Regions from separate parts of the Mus musculus genome. Here region 1 is linked to region 2. A link is a loop called in an ENCODE intact Hi-C map of the cell type or tissue named here. Cell type or tissue: heart. All regions are shown on one strand. Links, peaks and the distances in the headings refer to the core of each region. The heading gives the core; the rest is flanking DNA. Region 1 overlaps Igf1os (a long non-coding RNA gene). Region 2 has its middle 130 kb from the start of Pah.

Region 1 (11,630 bases), core at 307-8,306, 200 kb before region 2:
GGGCAACTTTATATTTTAGGGCAAATGCAAAATTTGAAGGAAAAAAAAAACAAAAAAAGGAAGAAGAGACTATCTCCAGGAAGCACAATGCTGTTAACCCTGAAATGACCAGGGTAAACTAGATCGAAAGGCAGCTCTCAGGGGAAGGGGAGGTGGAGGGGATAGAGTGACCCTTGTCCTAGTTGCCAGGCAAGGGGAATGATCTCATTTCCTAAAACCTATAGATGGCCAGGCAGCAGTGGGCTGGCTCCTGTCAGGACACTGTGTCATGCTTTGTGCAGAGAATCAGGCTATGCTGAGATCTGGGATGGATTGAAAAATAAAATGATCCTAGTTTTCAACAAAGCTGGATGCCTGTCACCTCCTTGACCCCAAGGAAGCAGTATGGGAGGCACACACTGTTTCCCGTTGGCTGTATTGTTCTCTATAAATGAGTGTGTGTGTGTGTGTGTGAGACACAGTTGTGTGTATGTGTGCATGCATGCATATGTGTGTGTGTGTAAGTGTGTGTGTCTGTCTGTGTCTGTGTCTGAGTGTGTATTCCAAATAATACCAGCTGGCTAGCAATACTCTCTCCAGGGTTATGATGTCATTCAAATCCCTCAACTGGGTAAGTGGCTGGCAGCATGGTTCAAGCCGGCTGCTTCTGCTATTTATAATGTATAAACTCGCCTTTGCCACAGGGAATGGAGTTCTGATCTTCTGTTGATACGGTTTGTACCTATTTCTCAGTGGTCTTTCAGAGGCAGTAGATAAGAAAGTGAATTATGAAAGAAGGTTACAAAAGCCCAGATTAGACGCTGCATGCTTTCCACGGATATCTCTCCAGGTGTGCTTTCCCAGGGGAGATGGAAATGAGCCAGACTTGCCTCAGTCTCTTACTCTCTCGGACTCTCAGGGGGATTTGAAGGTACTGACACATCGGTGGAGACAGAGGCCAGTTGGAAACTCTACACTGCCTCTTTACGCTGCCCCATGGATAGAAACCTGCTTGGGGATGTGGTGATTGTCCTCAAATGAAACCAGTTTGGTTTTGCAAGGGGCTTGGGCTCTTTCCAACCCTCTGTGTGGTCAATACTTCACAGCAGTGTTTACCTTTCAGACAGGAACATTAGAAACCTGGTGTGAGACTGTTCCAGTGGTGGGTGATGCTAGGTATCACTTGATGAAGGAATCATGTGATGACAGCACCTACTATGTACTTGATTAGACACACCTCTGGTAAAGCAAAAAGGAGCATGCAACAGGCAGGGAGAGACACACGTTCCTGACGTCTGTTGAGTATCTGAAGCGTGAAGACTTATGAGTGGTGGGAGGGGGCCGCAGTCTCTCAGGGAGGCAGGAAGTGAAAGCTTTTTGGAAATGGAGATGGGGAAGGAGAGAATGCTATGTGAAGGGCACGGGGCTGGGAAGTTCCTGTGGGTAGGACTGACTCTGAGAACACACAGAAGTGTGGCATCATCAGGTGGTCCTGCCATATCTGCAGTTGTGGGCAATCCCTTGCACATACAGTAACCCAAGGCTTCCACTAACAGGCTATCATTGAGTGCTTGATTTATGACAACTTATGGAGATGGTGTGTGTGTGTGTGTGTGTGTGTGTGTGTGTGTGTGTGAGAGGGGGGGGAGGGGGAGGGGGAAGGAGAGATGGAGGGAGATGGGGGAAGGGGAAGGAGGCAGAGGGAGATGGAGGGAGAGGGACAGGGAGAGGGACAAGGGACAGAATAAACAGTAAATAGTTCATCCCCTCCTCTTTAGGACCTTGATGAGAACATTGTATGAAACCAAAGACCTCCTGTTTTCAAGTCTTTCTCAGTTGAGAGTTTCCAGGTCCTTGGTTTTTAAGTCTGGAGAACTGGGTCCCGGCTAGGCACCCTCATCTACTTCTGGGCGCCTTTCGTGTAAGTTAGTGCTTTGAATCACCTCTTTCCAATGCAATTGTAGCAGACTTTGTCTTGGTACATTCTAGAAGCTTACTGCATTTCTCCATGTTTGTGACTCTGACTATTGTGCTTTCTGGGCGCTGTGCTGTGCTGTGCAATGCTTTGTGCTGTGCCACGTTATACTGTGCCACTGTACTGGCATGTCCTGCCATATAGTTATGCTGTGCCGTGCTGAGCCGTGATGCTCTGCAGTACACAGCACAGGTGACTGAACCCTCCATTGCTTCATCTCAAGGGCTGCTTTGAGGACTGAACACGTCATCCCATGAGATACTGCACCCCATCAGTGCCAACACAGCGAATCACTTGGGTTTATCACCCCAGTCACCCTTAAAGGATAATTGACTTTTAACTTATGTCCCAGTCGATGTCCCGATCAAAGCAAACTGAATTTCAGTGCACCGTAATTGCCATTAGCTGTGCTGTGGCCACACTCTGAGGTGAACTATCGGTTTCCGTGTGGGGGTGGGGAGCAATTTCCTGAAGTGATTGCCATGAATTTCAAGCTGGGGAGTGGTCTTTATTAGCAGGGAGGGTGAGCTAGCAACGAAGCAGGGGTCAATAATTCCTGGGGAAATGTCCATTTTCTTTGTAGATTCCAGGTGTAAATGTAAAGATGAAGGGGACCTTGAACTATGGGCACTGTGCCTGTTTAGGAGAGAAAGCAAGAGGTACAGCAGGAAGGGTCTGAGGGAGAGCTCAGGCCAGGAAAAATCCCACTGGAGACGAATATCCATGGTCATTCTGAAATTAGAGAATGCTTCTACAGTTGCCTGTCTGGAAAAGGAATCTAACAGATATGGGAACTGTGTGCCACAAAAATAGCTAGCTGCAAAGATGTGCTCATCGTGAGAGCATCCACTCTGGAGACTTGGATCCACAGTTTCACCTTTTGCGTGTGCAATGCCTGTTGGTTATAAATAACTCTCCCCTCGAGCCTTCTACTTGAGCGGTGTATTTGCATAAAGCCACAGCTTCAGAAGACTTCTGACACCTTTCTTTTAAAAAAGAAAGGAAGGAAGAAAGAAAATGAACTTGTTCATTTTCAGAAAGCGAAGGTTGGCTGAGAGTCGCAGAAAACGAGCCATTCCCTGGTTCCCTGGCCTTTCTGCTGGAGCCTTATCCCCAGCTCCTCTGTGTTCCGTAGAGAGGGGTCACCTTCAAAGGTCATGTTGTACTGTTGGGCATATTAATAATATGTCTTTAATGTAGTTGCTAACATTGTTAGTGGTGCGTGTATGTGCGCATGCGCGTGGCGAATATTACAGAGGAGGGAAAGAGAAGACAGGGAGAAAGAAGAAAAAGTAAATAGTAGAACACATCTGAATTGAAAGCAGAAGGATGGATTGTTTAGGGCCAAGAGAGAGCAGGGTGGAGGGGGAGGGGAGAAGAGAAGGTCTGGGTGGAGAGTTGGAGGAAAGGGGCTCTGGCATCCCCAGAGGCCACCAGGCAGAGAATTTGGTAACACTGGTGTCCCTCTTTGTGGGTCAGGTTTTCTGGACTGAGATCCAATGTCTCCACCACATGTGGAGAGCATGCATACATAACATTGATCTTAGAGGAAAGGGATGTATCACAAAACACAATGTGCTAAAGAGAGGAGACCTGCTAGGTTCTTCACAGCTCCTGCCCAGAGCCTCCTTCCTGTTGATCCTAGAAAGCCATATTCTATCTCGGGGAACTGCTGTAACTGCTTGAAGGAACGTCTTTCCCAGGGGGAAAGGGGACGACAAATCCGTTCACTGAAGAAATCGGTGTTTCTTCTCAACATCAAACTTGGATGTGATTTCTGCTAAAATGTCAAAAGGACAAACACTGGAAACAGAAACCAAATTGATGTGGGTTTGTGAGCAAAACAGTCTTAGTGGTGGTAGATGAGGTGTCACCGCAAGGGGCAAGTGTGGGCTGGGAGAGAGAGAGAGAGAGAGAGAGAGAGAGAGAGAGAGAGAGAGAGAGAGAGAGAGAGAGAGAGAGAGAGAGGGAGAGGGAGGGAGGGGGGGAGGGAGAAAGAGAGAGAGAGAGAGGGAGGGAGGGAGGGAGGGAGGGAGGGAGGGAGGGAGAAAGAGAGAGAGAGAGAGAGAGAGAGAGAGAGAGAGAGAGAGAGAGAGAGAGAGAGAGAGAGAGAGAGAGAGAGAGAATTTGAGAGTTCATGGTACTTGTCTAGATTGAAAGTGGGCAAGGATACACCAATTCCAAACCTCGGGCTAGAACCCACCTCGGGGCTCTTTCCTTGGGAATTTAGAAAAGCGCGCCCTCTTGTGGGCATTTGGGAAACTGCCACTTCAATCTTTATTGGGCATGTGTCTGATAGAGTGTGTGTGTTTTGTGTGTGTTTGTGTGTTTGTGTATGTGTGTTTGTGTTGGGGGAGGGTTGAACAGTCCTAGACTCGAGCATAAGCTGTGCATATCTTTAATTAAACATTTTAAAATAAAGATGCATATATTCACCTCACTATCATTTAAAAGGGGAGAGGTGTTCAGGGGGAAAGAAATACCATAAACTTACGCGATGACTTCTTCATGTCTAGTCTCCTGGTATGAGCTTAAAACACAGCGTTAAACGAATCAGAGTACAAAGGATAAATGATAGCAAAAGTAAAATATTTTTTAACAGCATAAAGCCACTGAGTAAAATGGCCAGGTTTCTCATTTTATTAATACAAAAAAAAAAAAAAATGACACGGGGTGTAAGGATCGCTGGATGGAAAAATGATGTATTACATGAAACCTAAATTTAGATGCTCCCGAGTGGAGCTTGATTCAGTCTTGTGTACTCCTCATAGTTTCTGACACCTCGGTTTTCAAAATGTGGGTTAGAACACCTGCAGTCAAAGACTCACTAAATACAGACGTGATTCCATTTTTAACCCTCTTTCTATCCCGAATCTACCAAGAAGAAAGTTTCAATCTGACCCTGGTTGTTTTGAACACCTCCCCCCCATCTTGCTTCTCCCTTTACTAACAAAGGGACAGAAGACCTCAAACCCAAAGTTTTTAGAGGTGGTAGTTTCTAGCCAGAATTCAATAACAAGGTTTTATATTATTAATATTAATGTTTAACATTATTATAATTTACAAGGCTTGTTTTAGGCATCTGATTTTAAGAACTCCTATTTAAGAGAAGGGATGCTGCATTTAGAATAAACACATTATTATTTTCTAGGAACTAATTTATTTTATTTTTAAAGTTAGTATACAAAGTAGTGGGCTTCACTATGGGTTTTCTCTACTAGACATCATTACAATTTGTTCTTATTCGCCTCCCTCTGGCCTCTCTGCCCACATCTGCTCCTCTCTTGGCCTTAAATAGCTTTTTCTTCCACTTTCATGTCACATGCTTTCCATTGGTCTCTTCCCTCTTCTTTCAGATCTTCTCTTCCTCTCCCTTTCTTGTTTCATCACACACACACACACACACACACACACACACACACACAGAGAGAGAGACACACACACTTAAATCCAGAGTCTGCCTATGAGAAAAAAGAAGTATGTATTTTATGCCTTTCTTAATTTGACCTTAAATAATTTGAAATTGAATATTAAGTATACATACCCAAGTCTCAAAAGAACAATATATATGTATGTATATGAATGCTATATACATAGCATTCATAGTTTCATGAAACTATGAATGTTTAATAGTTAGGACAGCACATGGATGAAGTGTGGAAGTGTAGCAGTTGAGTGTCATGCCGCATGACATGTTATTGTGTTGGGAAAGCAAATGCAGTTACAAGACAAATGCTGATAACAAAGGCCACGGATGTTTAAAAAAAATAGCACCCTGTAAATAGGTTAATTACATTCTAGATAGGTTAGATCTCTGTTAGTCTCACTAATGTTTGGAATCAGTCTTTGGAAGGATCTAGAGATGTTTTAACAAGCTGGAATTGAGTTAGGGGTTGAAGCACAAGCTCATTTCCAAGTTGGAACACAACAAGTGCTATTCCAGGCATGGGTAAGGTGAGTTCCAGGGGTTGGGATGATATAGGAGATGAGGCTGTCACCACGGTCACAGTGTCCCTTTCTCCTCTCTCTCCTTGGCAGCTTCCTTGAATGACTGGAGAATAGTCTCAGTCCTTCCTGTTTCTCTTGTACATTGATCCCTGGGATCAACATAGAGCTTAAAACAAAAACAAAAGCAAAAACAAAAACAAACAAACAAACAAACCAACCCCACAAAAACCTATGCAGTCATGGACTGTGTTACTTGGGGGGGTTAGAAGGACAGAATTGATAGAATCAACACATACTAGAGGGGGGCACTAGATTGGCTTATACGATAGAGCGTAGGTAATCTAACAGCGGCCACCTGAAACTTGAGAAACTGAGAATCCTACGACTCCACAGCCCACTTGGCTGGACGCAACCTTAGTTTGGTACTGAAAGCTGCAGGATTTCTGTAGAGCTGCTGGTATCCAGTCCATATTGAAATGCTGGAAAAGTTAGATTCTGGTATTATGAAGGATGGCAGCAACAGGGACATTTACAAAATAGATGTCCTCACAACCAGGAAGCAGAGGCAAGCAGGCAAGGCAACGTTACCTCTCTGGAGGAATTGGGCTACCTGTGGAAGATGTCCCCCATTGAGGTGAAGGGTCTTCTTCTCTCAGATAGTCCTCCTGGAAATGCCCTCAGAGACCCTCCCTGAGGCATGTCTCTGCTGACTCCATAGCCAATCCTGCTGATAATTAAGATTTACCATAACACAGTGTACGTTATTATCCAGTTTGGTTTCAGCAGCCTGGAGGACAGCTGACGCACTGACTGATCACTCCTTAGTCCTCACAGAGATTCCATTTTGAAAAATTTGCCTGCAACGCTTATGTTTTGGGAAACAGATTTTTATGGAAACATGAGAGCGTTAGACTTGATAATAATTTAAGAATTGCGATAAAGGGTCTAATTCCTAGGAAAGCCCTGAAGTGTCCAGGAAGCAGGATTGTCAGCTCGTTCCACTTCTTCACATGGCTGAGGAGGTTTTATCGTGCTCTCTGAGACAGGAAACATGGCCTCCAGCCTCACTTAAAAAAAAATCAAGGAGGCTCTTGGGAACCCTTTAGACTACTTCCTGTAGGGGTCCCGTGCATGGATAAATGTTTTAGTACTCAATTAAAGAGGATACTTTGTATCCACTGGGGCCTTTGGTAATAAGCCACTTTGTAAGCAATATACTCTTGAAGCATGAGCTCACTTCTAAGCTGAAGCACAATGCAGGCTGTGTCAGGCACTGGGAGTATGAGCAGAGACACATAAGAATGAGAGATTTCAATTGTTGGGGTGATGTGTGAGATGAGGCTGCTACCCGGGACTGTATAGTCCCTTTATATCTTTCCTTGAACCTTGAATCAACTCCTTAAGACACATGTGTACTTACAATATACATTTTTCCACCTTACAGCCTCAGCTTCTTTCAGAGAATGAATATTAATTATTTAATATTGATTTAATAAAATTTTAAGCACATTTGCATTAGTCAAGATTCCTTAGAGAAGTATAATATATGCATGTAGTTTTTCCCTTTTAAGGAACTGACTTACACAGATGTAGTGGGTTGGAGAGCGGAAATCTATAGGTAGACCAGTGGGCTAGAAAGCCAAGGATAAATTGCTCACCAAATAAAAGCAGTTTGATATCACAATTCCTTCTTTTTCATCTAAGGAGGCCAATTACTCTCTAGTGACTCTTTAATCAACTGGGTAAGGCATAGCCACATCATGAATAGAAATCAACTTTACTAAGAATCTGATTTATATATTAATACTTAAAAGAAAAAACAAAACAATCACAGGAAAGCCAGTGAGATAGATCAGCAGGTGAAGGTGCTTGCTGCCCTTCCTGACAACCTGAGTTGTAGCTCCAGGAACCATAAGGTAGACAATCAGTCCCCTTAAGTTTGTCAGCACACACATGTATATGCTTATGTAGGCAAGCTTTCATATTAGTGTGTGACACACACATACAAAAGTGCTTACACACACACTAAATGAAAATTAATAAACTTAAAAAATATAGTAACATTTAAAGGACATCTGACTAAGCAGGTGAGCTGACATGGAATTAACCACATCACCAATGGCTTGCCAAAGATACCCTCACTGAGCCTCACTAAAACTGAACCATGAGACTATGAATCTTTCTCAAGTTACAAAGAAGAAATCTCAAGTGAATGGTCCACGTTTTTCAATTTTACGCTTTTATCTGTGCTGTTCTTTTTCTTCAAATGGTTGGCTGGCTCACAGACTGCTGCTTGATTATGGCTCAAAGGATGTTCTCTTCCAGCCCTTACCTTCACCATGCCATTACCATTTTACAAAGGTGCTGTTTACTGGTGAAAGTGTTTTGGATTTTTTTTTTTCTGCAGAAGGAAATAAATATACATAAAGCGCACACGCACCTTCACACCACTCAAACACACGCACACAAGCACCTACTTAACCATCTGCGCTGTGTTTTTCTAGATGAGACGAAGTGTGTTCATTACCTCACGGTGCAATCTGTTGTTTGGATCAGTGGAGAGAAATTTCAGGCCTAATCAAGCCCAGGTTGTGTTTGGGGTGAGGCCCGATGAAGACAGACATTTGTACACCCTTTGCCTTCAGAGGGTGCTTGGTCTTGTTGGTGTCATAACACTTTGAGTAGCAGAGTGATAAGAGATTAAAAAAACATTTATAATGCTGTTCTGCGATCTCTGATTTCTTTTTCATTGAGCAGCTACTACAGCATTTATTAAAAACATCATTTTCTAGTGCTAGGTGCTATGCACACTCTCTGTTATCAAGGTCAACTCAACTTCTAGTGTATGTATCCATTTGTATAGGTGCATACTTATTTTCTCAGTGTTCCTTTTTGTTCTTCAAGGACTCTGGACCTCTCCAAGGGTGAGATCTTGGCTTGCTTCTGTGACAACACTACACAATTACTCAGCAGGCATCACCATATACTTCCATTCCCTTCCAATGTCCTTAAGACCCACCCCCTTCCTTTCTACTTTTCTCCCTCATCCTCCATTGGATTAATGAATGCCTCATTACTGTGTGGAATTCTTTTTTCTCTTTTTAAACCAGTCTTCCCCCAAGCAATCCAGCCAATGGCCATTGCTGGAGCATTTTCCTAATATGTTCTGTTCATGAGTCTCACACTGCAGGGACATGAGATGGGTCCTCAAAGTCCTTTGGCCTGTTTAAGTCCGCCTCTTAACTTTAAAAGCATACTCTTCCTCAATAGCCTCATCTGTTGCTAGTCCCAGTATAGCATCTGCACAGCTATGTTGTCACCATTTATCACATATACCTAGCTCTGAGTATACTTCTAGGTATTTAATGGCTGGCCAATAGAATTGGTCAGTGAATGATGATATATAACTGCTACTACTATCGAGTATATGTTATATCCAATTTTTTCTTTTGTCTTACTTTAATGATCTCATTTAATGATCTCATGTACTTTAATGGAATATTCTATTTTCATTTTTACTTAAAAAGGCTTAGTGCCTTAGTTCTAGGAATATATGACACTCTCAAGATAGCTGTGAGGTACATTAGGAGAGTAAGGAGAACTTAAGTGCCTTTGCTAATGTATGGATAGTAAATTACAGTCCCCAGATTTAAGTTCAGGTTGGTCTGATATATAGTGTGATCTAGTTGGTACAGGTCCAGACAGACTTTCTTGCAGACTGGTCTGCCTCTACTGAAACAAAGCATGAAGCCCGAGGAGTACAATTAGACATTTACTTTGCAGAAGGAGGAAGCTCAGTCAAAGCTGGACTTAAACTAGGAAAGCACTTATGCTTTTCTGGTAGGAACAAAAGATGGGCTTTCTGCAGTGTAGTCTTCTTGGAGCTTTAGGTATGAAGAGCTACAGTCAAGCAACTTCAGTGCTAAGTAGCATCCTGCTGACATCTCCAATGCGACTTAGATAAGCTTTGTTTAGACACGTGGGCTTTAATGCTTCTCACTTGATGACTAACCCAGTTCTTAGAGAGCTAGGCTTGAGAGCAAACACCATCTTCGTTTTGATGCCTGGATTTTGTAAGGCTGAAGAAGCCAGGTACTTTTGGGGTCCCTCTGTACCCCACTTCTTCCTTTTCTTTCTTTCCCTGTCTAATAAGTACTCGCTGAACTGGCCCCATTTAATCAACCCTGGCTTCACATCCCTGATTCTTCTCAAGGAAAAGGGTGACTTCACATTTGGATCCTATTGGAGTCAAAGCCCTGCCAACCCAACTGGCAGGCTTTCTCTCCACTTGGGCTTCCATCAAGGTAGTGATCCCACATCCTGGCCTTGGTGAACTCTTCTGCAAGGTGCCAGGGTTGTTAATCTCACTCCACTTGTTGGCAAAGCAAGAGACATCCTGAGATGATTGTAGTATTTACAGAGTTGGGAGAAACCCGAGGCTTCTAAGTGGGAGCCTCTGTTCTTAGCAAGGGGTTTTTAAGGTCAAGCCTCCCAACACCTGGCCTTTACCAAACCTCTCACTCCAGGGGATTTTGCAGATAATGCAAATGAAAGCATTGACAGTTTGCCAGGTGCTGCCCTTCAGAACAAGCCCAACAGAGCAACCAAATGACCCTTAGCACCCAATATAAAACAAGCATAACATAAAACCCAAAGGCCCGGGACACTGAATGGAATCTTTACAGTGGGAGGAATAAACCCAGAACAGATGCTAAGTGAGGTCACAGAGAATTGTCTAATGACAGTCATCCCTGTTCTGCACCAGCGGCCATCCCTGTGCTTTTCTGCAGTTAATAGATAACATTTCCACGGTGGCTCCTAGGTCACAAGCACGGCAGTGCCAGCACTGCATTTGTCCTACCCTGGGGAATTTTTGCTATGAGGGGAAAGCCATGAAGTTAATGAATAGCTGGAGGACATGGCTCATTGCTGGGATAGTCCATTTGTGCTGAAGTTGGGGTCACCCTAAAGAAGAGCAAACTTCTTCCCTTGATAGCCACTAATCTATACCACCTGAAGAATAACTCCTTGTAGTAACCTAGGATCATGCAAGTTCGTCCAGTCCACAAAGTGAGCAAGAAAGGCCAGGCTGGAGTGCATGGGAGCCCTGAACTCCAGCATCACTTTAAGTGGGCCTATCATTGACTTACTTAAACAAATGTTACATGACAAAGTCGTGTGTGAGGTTTACCTATGTTACCCATTTTACAGTCCATGGAGAAACCTAGTGGTATTGGGTCTGTGAGTAATCATGTAAAGAAACTGAGTATGTCTTCCCGATGTACTCTCTTTGCAGGGTACAGAGCAGCTTTTGCCTTGGCCAGGATGTGTGACTTTAGAAATTGAGTCAGAGACACACTCGACATTTGATATCCTTGGGATTATAATGTTAATTCTCATTCTTCCAGTTAAGTAAGTGTACTTTTTTTTTTAAAGTAAACCAAGCAAAAAGTAAGGAGGGCACTGAGAAAGAGAAAGAAGAAGAAAGAAATGAACAATGAAGAGTGTCTAGGGGATTATATTTTCATCCTGGGTTCTTCTCTCCTGCCCCTCAGAGCAGCATAGAACTTTCTAGTGTCCAATTGATGGTCTTCATCAGGAGGGCTGAAGGTATGGAAGGCAAATTTCAGATGTGTGTCCTCTCAATACTACCACTGAGTAACAGGCTAGTGGGAAATGAGACTCTTTAATGTCCCCCACCTTCAAGGAAAAGGTGCACTGTTTTATT
Region 2 (11,630 bases), core at 2,250-10,249:
GATAACACCTTTTCTAGAACCCTCTTCCGTTTAGTATCTCCTACTTACATTTACAGTCTCAGTTTAAACTATAGATTCCCTTCCCTGCATCGAAAAACTCCTCCTACAGTACCAGTTCTCTGGTTCATGGCTGTTTTTATCTCCTGTGTACTTTTCTCTGTGTCCCATTGGATTCAATGTTCCCTGATGAGAACATTGCATGCCCCCGTATTCAACATGACCAAGATCAGCAACATGAGCACTCATTCCACAATGACCATATGTGTCCAGTGCTGTATCCATTCCACCCTCATTGAAAACAAGTTCGATATTTATAATTACATCCATTTTAAAGGTGACCATCTGAGGTCTCTGGAAATTAGTTGGCTTGGCTGTGGTCACGTTGTTTGCAAGTCGTGCCAAATGCAGTCATTGGCACATAAGTTGCTCAGTGATTTGTAGAGTAGATGTATGTGTTTCCCTTCTTGCCACTCTCTCTATGTCTTCTGGTGAGATATAATACACACTGACATTCTCTTTCCCTACTCCTTGCACCTACTCCATAATTCTGGGAGCACAGCCTTGACATATTTCAGATTCTTTGCCACAAAATAAATGGGCTGAATGTCCTGGTATTTCTATGCCTGGATAGGAGTAACTTCCACATTAAAGATCTGCATTCTAGCTTGCTTTACAGAGTCTGTTTAAAGGGAAAATAAACAAGAAGGGATGCCTAACATTCCTATAGCAGTCCCAAAGTATATGCTTTCAGGATGGAGCCACAGGCACAGTTTCTCAACCTGAAGACAGAGGACATATCAGGGCATGGGATCAGTACAAATGATCTTAACTCTTTAGCCACTTTATGCAATTTTAGAAATGAAAATCAGCACTATTCTCCAAACCTGGATGTACTATCAAGCTGTAGGACCAACAGTTAACACATTTAATATTATTATCGAATATTACTTCTAACTCAGCAATCAAAAGCAGTAACACTGATTTATTTCATGTGTCTAAATATAGACCAGTTATGTACTATGGATGCAAATGATTTCATTTCATGCTCCATCAATGTTTTGAAATTTGTATTTTTACTTACATTTTATATATGACAGTCATGGGATATTACAGCATTGAAAATAACATTGGCAGCTTATTAGAGTTTGGAGACTGAACAATTTGGGGATTCTCAGGTCAGTTCTAGAACAGTATCAGAAAGAAGGATCCCTAAGGGCTCAGACAATGGGTCAGGATAGTGGCGTTGCTCATGGTCATTCCTGGATATGAAGCAGGGGCTCAGATGAGCTGACACTGCTGAAAGCCTGTGAGTGGGTCATGATGAAGTGGCACCTGCAGAGATGACTCAGCTAGAGCTGATCAATGTTGGTAGAAGGGATGTGGCTGGAACCTGTTGGGGCAAGTGGACAATCATCTCGGGTGAGATGGTGAGAAGATGCAAGATGTCCCAGCTCCCAGGCCTGACAGGAGTGGCTTCATATTTACTCTGAGTCCCAACTGATTTCTGAGTGACTGGAATCTGCTTCTGAGTAAATGAATGACTGGAATCTGCTTCTGAGTAAAAGATGTGGTCGATCTAAATCAGAATTGGGTGGCATAATTGTCCAGATATTAACACAGTCCATAATTTCAAACTGTGACCAGTTTGATGAAAGGAAGGAAGGGTCCGAGGTATATTAATTACTAACATACCACAGAGAATAGGATCTCATTTGGGGTGTAGGGAGGTCTGTCTTGGAGAAAAAACTTGCAGAGGGAGGAGGGAAAAAAGAACATTCTAAGCAAAAAGAACAGCTTGTGCAAATGACAGAGGCAAAAGAAAGATGACTCACTAGAGAAAATGAAAGAAATCCATTATGGCTTGAGCCCCAGATGGTGAGAAAATACTGCTGTCTTGGAAGAAGCAGAATTCTCAGAAAGTTCGTGTGGGTAGGACCATCTACCTTGAAAAACAAGCAGAGAATGATCCCAGCCCAAGGATGCGAATCCAAGCTAGGACCAGAAAAACTAAGAATATTTACCTATGAGACTGTACGTTTTCAATCTGTCTACTCTAAGTATGCACAGGGTCCCAAGGCAGCTTTGCTCTACCGCTTGACAAAGACAAATATCTTGGGTAGGGCCAGGAATGGTAGGGTCCAGCCCTAGAGCTGTCTCATTTCCAAATCACTGGTGTTCTACTGGAATTACTAGGGTTCTGCTGAGCTTGTAAAAAGTGTTTTGAATGCTGCTCTTCAAATTGAGGTCTTGGACCCGCAGAATCGGAGTCCACAGGTCGGGCTTGGGAGTGTGACTGGTGACTCTGTTTTCATTACTTTTTGTGCTACTGTGACCAGAATGCCTGTCAGAACCAACCTAGAGAAGGACTTATTTTTTTGGCACGTTGTTTCAGAGGGTTCAGAATGTGGTTGTTTGGTCCCCTGGCTTTGGGAGAACATCATGGCAGAGGGATTGTGCAGTAGTAGAGGAAAGTTGTTCACTGTGTATGTGACCATTGGGAGCAGAGAGGGAGACAGTACAAACCCAAGGATAATATTCTCACTCCTAGTGACCTACTTCTCTAGCTATGCCCCACTTCCTAAAGTATCTACATTCTCCCCAGAAAGTATCCTTAGGGGAAGACCAAGCATTTGGGGAAATGCCTAACAAAGTCTTACGGTTGCTATTCTGGCAGTGCTGGTTTAGAAAAGAAGTCTTCCCATATTAGGCACCTGAAAAAAAGCTTTACAATTACAGATAAGGATTCCACCCCTGGGATTCTGGTTTCATGGCTCAGGATGGGCAGTTTGGAAAACCTCTCCGGTGATTCTGAATTCAACCAAGTTGGAGAAACAAGGAAGAAACTGGTTCAGAAATGGCAGCCCACAAAACAGCTTCATCAGATGTGTCCAGAGGGCTTCTGAAGCAGTCTTCAGACCTATCATGCAAGAGTTGATAAGGATGGAGCCCAAGAACAGATACTTTAAGAGGACTCTCCTGGTACTTAAAATTATAAGTGGGAATATCTGATTTTTTTTAAAGTTTCCCTACATTCTAGAAGCCCTAGTTTGGATTAGGCTGCAGGGATTTATTGCTAAACTGCTCCAGGTGCAGCTGCTGGCCTGAGGGCCACACTGTAAGTACCAAGAGTTCACAGGGACACAATGAAAGAATGGATACTCTTCTCTAAGTTTTACCAAAGACTATGCCCAAAACTTGCTAGCACATAAAACCTGGTTTATATTTCCCTCTCCCCTTAGCAAATATCACTTTCTCTTGGCCCTGGGAATGGGGCTTTGTCATCTCTATATCTCTGGCATCTAAACCTAGGCTTAGCACATGTTAGGCGCCCAATAAATGCATTCTGAGTTCATCAAATACTGTGATGTCCTTGGGGTCTGAGCTGGAGAGCCAGCCGAAGGTGGGACTTTGCTTCAACATGGGCTGTCTGCCGCTTCCACTCATAAATTCCAACTGGATGGGATCCAATGCGAAGCTGTGTGTTAGTAGAGCCTGCTCTGTAGGGGGTAGGGTCAAAGCAGGCTTCTGGAATATTAATAATTCTTCACGGTGACCACAGTTATGGTATTTACAGACCCATGAAGCACAGGAGACAGCCTGAGGTTGCTCACACAGCTACAGACTCCAAGGGCTTGCTCTGCTCCAAATGGAGCATGTATATTGCCGGATCCTGCCAAAAGCCATACGGCTCATTAGCTTTTACTATACGGAGAAATGCACCAGGCCTGGTGCTAAAATGACATGAGAAAACTGATTTGACAGCAATGGTCAAAAGAAAAAGTACAGCAGGAAGAGAGGAGCTCTGGGGGATTTTGCTCATGCCTTTTGGAATGGGGTAGGTGTGCCTGTAGCTCTCCGTGGGGAGGCCAGGCTGATTGGAATCTGACAAGGACTTATTACTTTAAAAACTTTTTTTTCTCAGGCATTTGGTTTTATCCCCTGAATTCTCTTTGCACAGCGATGGAGGTTTTTATCCTGGATGTCTTTTGATCTGTAGCTATTTGTATAGTTTGTGAGCAGCATATTGAAATGGGTTTGGGATAGAGCAAGGAAAGAATACACAGACAATGAGATAAAGAGAAGGAAGAAAAAGAAGCACAAAATTGGGAGAGGGGATGGAATGTCAATTAAGTATAAGATTAGAGGGACTCCAGGCCAGGGCTTTCCCGTCCTTTTGGATGAATGGTGTTTACACAAAAGGAATGATCTTGGTGTCCTTTGAAACCTAATTATGAAGCCTAATTATATTGATGCATTACTGTGCCACCAAAAACATGGGACTGGCACTTTTGGTCTTTCACATCATTTGTCATAACTTACTGCTTTTTGTCACCATGAAATCTCACCTCTATTTTTTTTCTAAGTCCATAAGTCTTTATATCATCCTTCATTCCCCCCTCCCTACTCCAGATGATGTGGACACACCTGACATGTATCCCATGCCCTTCTATGTGAACTACCCCAGAGGTTTCCACTTTGTATCCCTCCTTCTTTACATCACCCTAAACACTTTATGGATTGTGTTAGTTTTGGATAACTGCTTTATGTAATTCCAGTTAATACACAAACCACATATCTCTTGCTTAGGGTCGCTTTTCGGTCATATGCCTTGTCCCTAAAACATAGTATAGACTCTGAAGAGACGACTCAATGGAGCCACTTCTAGACCTTGAGGCTGCACGTCCCATGAATGGTCACTTTCTATATCTCGTGCAAGACGGATGACCATGGCCTTAAAGAAGCCACCTACTTGAGCATCAGGAGGAAGTGGGAAAGGCGAGGAAAAAAGAAATGGGTTTACACACATTGGATTCATGAGGCCAATACGCAAGCCACAGGTCAGTGAATGCACAAGGGAGACAAATTGACAATGCTGGCTTTTTAAGCCATGTCTTAGGTGGCTTCAGATCCTAGGAGAGCATGTGAATTCCAGGAAAGCCAGCCTACAGGCTCTGCAAAAAGGCTTTGTCCTCCGAGACCTGGCTCATAAGATCCAGGAACTGCCCTCTCTCCACATACAGAAGAATGCTGAGAGCTGGGGCCACGTGCCTAGAACCAACCATCCAAACTCCCTGGCCTTCTTTCTTCTGATGGCAGGAGAAAGCACTCGGGTCACCAGTTGGAAAGGGAAAGGATAGGTCACATGGGAATAGCCATGTGGCTAGCTTCATGGGGACAATACAAAGCTGTGTACACTCTCAGTTGGCAAGCAGATTTGCTTGTGTTCAGTCACCTGTGGCTCAGTGGCAGAGTCACACAGAGATGACAAGTCTTTCTGAATGTTTAAGGGAAACAAGACAATCAGAACATACACATATAGTCATTTTTGTTTAATGTCTTTTTTTTAATAGCAAGCAAAATCCAGGTGTGAAGCACATCTGGACTCGAGCCAGCACTCATCACTTCTAGGGTAAGCTTTCACCAAGGAAAGCCACGCTTAACTCAGGGCCTCTAGAATATGGTGGCCATGAACTTGCACTGTTAATTAGGTTCTCCTGTTGCTGGTTAGGACTTCTCCACAGGTCTTTCTCTTCTTAGAAGACAAAAGATTTGACAATACCTGTCTCCAGTCAGTGTAGCCTGTTTGCTGCCAAGCATCCATTCCGTGGTTCTCAATGTTTGTAGTGTATGTTAAGTTTCCCAGAAGACCTGAGTAATAGAGAACTTATTGGGTACTGTACTCAAGATTCTGATTCCCAGCACCTGGGACTGGGCCAGGGAATCTGCATTTCTTACAAACTGCTGGTGACAATGACACTAGGTTTACTGCTGTAAACACTCAAGGAGGAATGGCCACTTTTGATTTCTTTCTCCATAGAATTGACCCTCGGCTCTCATGGTTTCTCACACCAATGTTGCCCACACCAGTCACTGTGAATCTTCCTGGGAGTCCATTTCAACTGCTGCTCCTTTTGAGGGGTTAAATATGTGCCAGCCATTCTTTAAGTAGGACTGGACTAATTTCATTCTTACGATCATACCAACATTAGAACAAAACTGAAACCCAGAGAGAATGAATGACTTGCCCAAGGTCACACAGCTTGTGAACAGTATAGCTGGAGTCCAGATCCAACGTATTTGACTCAGAGCTTGGTTGTCATGTAATTGATAGATCAAGCTGGGACTTGTACGGAAGTGTATGAAAAGACTATTAATGAATGCCACAGGAAAAGACATAAACTAGGACTGTTGTAGGTGAGCCTACATGTAAGGTTATCCAAAGGGAGTTTGCACAGACTCTTGAACCGGAGATAGAGGCAGAATGGCTAGAGTTGGGTATAGTTAAAGAAACACTTGTGTTCATGCAGAAGCTTGTATACAACGGAGTTTATCAGTTTCCACTCTATTTCACCCACCGTTATACTTCATGTAGAGCAAAACAAGGAAAGTCTGCCTGCCTGCCTGCCTGTCTCTGTCTGTCTGTCTGTCTGTCTGTCTCTGTCTCTGTCTCTCTGTCTCTCTGTCTCTCTGTCTCTGTCTCTCTCTCTGTCTCTCTGTCTCTCTCTGTCTCTCTCTGTCTCTCTCTGTCTCTCTGTCTCTCTCAGTCTCTCTCTGTCTCTCTCTGTCTCTCTCTCTCTCTCTTTCCTCCCCTCCCCGGGTTGCTTCCAGTCACAAGCCTGTAGAAATGCAACTTGAGGGCTTAGTCCTTTAGGTATGGAAGTAGAGACATTTTAGAAGAGAAGATGAACTATGGCTTTCAAGAACTTCTGGATTCAGGGATTATGTGCAAAATCCTGCCCATCAGGGTGGTTTTTATATAAGAGAAGCAGCTGTTGGGCCCTTAGCCCTCTTTGATTTACAAAAAAAGAAAGGGTAATCCATCAGATTTTTCCCCCCTCTGTCCCAAGTGCAGGAATTTCTAAAGAGGCTCAACACTACCCTCTAGTGTGCAAAACAAGAAGGCCTGGACCTCAAGGAGCATTTATGATAAAGGCAGCTGGAAGAAGAGATGATTAAGACAAGAGAGAAACGTCTCTAAGACTGCCCCACCTGGGGATCCACCCCATAAAAAACCACCAAACTCAGACACTATTGCAGATGCCAACAAGATTTGCTGACAGGAGCCTGATATAGCTCTCTCCTGAGAGGCTCTGCCAGTGCCTGGCAAATACAGAAGTAGATGCTCACGGTCATCCATTGGACAGAGCACAGGGTTCACATTGAAGGAACTAGAGAAAGTACCCAAGGAGCTGAAGGTGTTTGCAGCCCTATAGGAGGAACAACAATATGAACTAACCAGTACCCCCAGAGCTCCCTGGGACTAAACCACCAATCAAAGAAAACACATGGTGGGACTCATGTCTCTAGTTGCATATGTAGCAGAGGATGGCCTAGTCATCAATGGGAGGAGAGGCTCTTGTTCTTGCAAGATATATAAGGGAATGCCAGGGCCAGAAATCTGGAATGGGTGGGTTGGGGAGCAGGGGGAGGGGGAGTGGATAGGGGATTTTAGGAGAGGAAACTAGAAAAAGAGATAACATTGAAAATGTAAATAAAGAAAATATCTAATATAGAAAATAAGAGTCTTATGGGCCCTCTGAACTAGAAAGGTTCTTAAACATGAAGACCTAAGATGATGCTTCTGATATAGCAGAGCAGTCTGTGAAGTGTACCCTGCAATACCTTCATCCACACAGGAGAATGGGCTAGAAGGACACTCTACAACGTGATACTAGCCACCTCCTGGTCCCACCACAGTAACAGAGTTACTAAAGCTTCCATAGAGATATGGAAAGCTGTGTAGAACTTATTACCTGGACACTGCTGACCACTGAACTCTCCTGTCCTCCAAAGATGCCATGTTACTTGCTGGGCAATTGCTATTGACAGAAACAGAAGAAAGCACTTACCCGAGGACCCTATATGATAGACGCCTTGACACATAGGCTCTGATTTTTCTGCTTTGTTCACTGGAGATCATGTTCTGTAGTAGAGCTAAAACTTAGAATGAAATGACTGGATGATGACTGAATCCAAACTTCTTGTCAGTGGTGCCGAGGCCTGGAGGATCCTGCAAAGCACCAGGAAGCCATGTGACGCCTCCAGCAGGGTGGACAGTCTTCTCTCGGGTCCGTGTGTCCCTTGCACTCTGTTCTCCCCTTCTTTCTCTACCACAGTTCAACTCTATCTAAGACTTATTCCATGAGCCCATCTCTTCAAATTTGCTCATAAACTTTGGAACATTTCCTTTCTGACTGTTGATAAAAATTGCCCTTCTGTCTATTTATAAAAACAAACAAACAAACAAACAAAAACACATAGCCTCCTGCCTATGCACAAGTCAGTTCTAAAGAACACAGGAATGAAAAGAGGCAAAGACCATACCTTGGATGGACTGGCAGTTTCTAGAGCTAGACAAGAATGTGAAAACAAGACAGAGTTACAATTAATCAGTTCTTCTAAGGAAGATCTCTGAAGATGAGGACAGAGGAAGTGATATGCATGCTGCCTTACCGATCATGCCCAGTCATGGTCTCTCCATGATGACAAGTAGTGCCTGCACAGCCTGCCTCATGGTAACATGTATATGGATGGGATTTACTGGTGTTCTTACAACCCTAAGTATTATTTATTACTCGTGCTTTCTTTTACTCTCCTATCTGTTGCTCTAAGACTGAATAGAAACATAAGTTTGCACCTTCAAGCAGTTTACTTAGTGAATTAGTATTTCATTACCCAGTGAATGATTACCCACAATGCCCAGCATACTCTACTTGTACTTCTCTAGTTGTGAGATGGTGCCATTCAAACTATGTTTTGGGCAAGTTTCACTGTTGCGTGGATTTCTTCTTTCACTCCACTAATACTTGACTTATGGAATCCTCTTTATATGACAGACTCTATGCTAAAGAGAGAGAATACAGTCATAAATAATATAAGCATGGTATCTGCCTTCCTGGAGATTGGTGTTAGCCAGAAACCTAGAGAATGTTTAGATGGGATTACATCATGTGGATATACTTGATGACATCAGTGGCTAGGTACCTAAAGAATACAACTGTATCCCTATTAAGCCCCGAATCCTGAGTTCCCTGAATAGGGAAGATCATTGTGCTCTGCTGCTGTACTTGGCTTTACAGTCAACTTAAGAAATGTCTGCTGTATGAGTTAGCTGTTGGAAGAATCCATCTGAGGTATCACTACTGAGATTCCATTAGCAACATAAACAATAATCTTCATAAAAAGAATGGCATCCATGAAAATACATGGGAACAAACAGGCTCCTGTTACGTGGTGATTATACTGTATGTTATAATCATTGTCCTGCTAGGAGCTATGGTGATTAGCACCATCATTCTCATGTTCAGTGTTAAGAGACATGAAGTTCAGACATCTGAATGAACTTTCCCAGGGCTTCAAATTTATTAGCACAGATAGTAAAGGAACCAGTGGCCCGGGGACATAATTTTCCTTCTCTTTTATGAGCAAGTTTTATTCTGTATCGACATCCCATTTCTATCGTTGGGGAACACAGTCTTCTTTTCCACATGAAATAAGATGGAAATGAATGGGGTGATGAGCTCACCTTGATGGGTCTCAGCTGGAGACAGGGATGGTGGCTCTTAGCTGAAATGAATGCCTCGAAGGCAGTCATTACCAAGTCCAGCCGCACAGGAGCCCGGGCATCTCTGGCACTGACGTCTTGTTTTCTGCCCAGAACTCTCCAAAATAAAACAAACTAAACAACTGGGTCTCTTAAAGCTAAAGGACTGAAAGTTGCTTCACTCCATTAATTTTAACACAGAACTTGGACATATAGGACCCGAGAGGGTCTGACTGTCACTGAGTCTATTTATTCAATAAACCGAACTCTGTTTGGTATCCCATTCCCCACCCCCACCCCACCCCCACCCCAGCCCCACCCCACCCCCACCACCATGCGCCTTCTTGCTGGTGCTCCAATCTTAGTTTGTGAACTTGTTCCTAATCCATGTAGTGGCCTCTTTTATCTTTGAACTGTGTGTTGAGGAAATTAACCACAGATTAAGCTGAAACCTTTTTCAAAAGGTTTTTCCTGATTATAATTTCCTCCATCAGAAGCTATGTCAGCTACTTTTCTCTTTGCTGTAGCCAAAGCCCCAGCAAGCGGCAGCTTAAGGAAAGTGGGATGTTTTCTAACTCATGGATTGAAGGCACAGTCCATCAATTCAAGGGAAGCATGGCGACTGAGCTGTGAACTTCAGGGTCAGTACCCTAGAAACTCACTTCTTCCAGCCAGGGGCTAGTCCTGAAGTTTCTACAAACTTGCAAAGCAGCATTGCCAGCTGCGGGGTCTGGGGAGGATATTTTACACCGAAGCTGTAACAGGGACTATTTGGACATCCAGTCTGCTATAGGCACCAGCATTGCCCACATATTATGGTTGGGATATGGGTTGTGCCACACACTTAACGAAACAAATATATTCCACTTAATCCCCTTTATTTTAATTTCCAGCTGAGCAATGGTATCTGCCAAACCATAGGTCGACATGTTTTGGTTTCCTTCTAATACATATGAATTGTGTTTTATTAACTGTATTAACTATATTTATGTAAGTGATACATCTCTTATTGATGGGACTATGTGCTGAGGTTGCATCATTAGTGATTGATCATTGTGCAAATGTTATAGCTTGTGCTACCTGAACTTGGACAATATAGCCCATTACATTAGATGATGTAGCCTAGGCTATAACCATCTATAATACATTTCTGTATCATTACATCTTATAAGCAATTACAAAAGGATGGTAAGTATTTTGTATAGCTAGGCATATTTAGAATCTGGAAGTAACAATAGAGATATTGTACAAATGATCAAATACTGTGTGTTATTTATAATTGCATTGCTGTTCTGTTTATGGAGTAGACTGAGTGGTAAGTTCGGTTGTGCCATCGTGGCAATGTACTGTGCTGTACCATGAAGGGACTACAGTAGTAGTAAATAATAGAGATTTTTGAACTATACCGTAATGTTGTACAATCACTGCACTGTGCATTCCCTTTTGTTTACCAAAGCTCCATTATGTGGCCTATAATCAAATATTATTTGCATAATGTATTTTAATTCCACCATTATTTATCTGCAAGGCAATGGTGGAATGCATCACCTGTTTGGGAAACATGACATCTGTCCTTTCTTTATATGCAGTTTCTGAGAGCAATCTACAGTCTTCAGTTAGAATTTTCTTTTTGGGGGAACAAACATTTTCAGTACTTCACATCATATGTCAATATGTAAAATTAATTTAGTACTATCAATAATTAGTCTAGATCCCTAGTTGGTTTGGAAAACAACCTCAAATTCTATTCTTCCATTGTATTGTGGAATCATTTTTTATATAAAATTAATCTGTATTGCCTTTAGCTTTCTTAACAAACTGTATTTCTAAATACCCCACGGATCCTTCACATCCTTAAACCACTGTTGCCCATCCAATGTTGTATTGTCCTTGTCCTTTTAGTTTATTTGTTTGGAGCCATGTGAAGGAACTCTAGCCATTCTCACCATATTTCATCTGAGAAGATATTCATTGATTCTGTTACCTTTTCATTTTATTCCTAGCCTCTAGCTACCCATATATCTGATAACACATATCCCATATCTTCGTGCACATAACTGGCAGATATGTAGCCCCAGAAATCTGT

The links. Peaks named below come from ENCODE experiments on the same cell type or tissue, not always from the same donor. Only the 100,000 strongest peaks of a DNase experiment are listed, where the experiment ranks them.
Region 1: it touches region 2 in a loop (2.8-fold over the local background); 5 of 42 quality-filtered maps call a loop at or near these places.

Annotation. Positions count from the first base shown.
Region 1 is chr10:87,847,179-87,858,808 of GRCm38, reverse strand. All of the region lies in intron 1 of Igf1os (a long non-coding RNA gene), which reads left to right. It also overlaps a transcript of Igf1 not described here. Among named protein-coding and RNA genes, the nearest start is that of Igf1, 6.1 kb to the left of the region's middle. In heart, for the core only: a CTCF peak has its summit at 4,217 (motif pointing left); no DNase peak of the experiment used is centred there; H3K4me3 peaks cover 133 bases; H3K27ac peaks cover 3,051 bases.
Region 2 is chr10:87,644,531-87,656,160 of GRCm38, reverse strand. No RefSeq gene overlaps it. Among named protein-coding and RNA genes, the nearest start is that of Pah, 130 kb to the right of the region's middle. In heart, for the core only: a CTCF peak has its summit at 6,882 (motif pointing left); no DNase peak of the experiment used is centred there.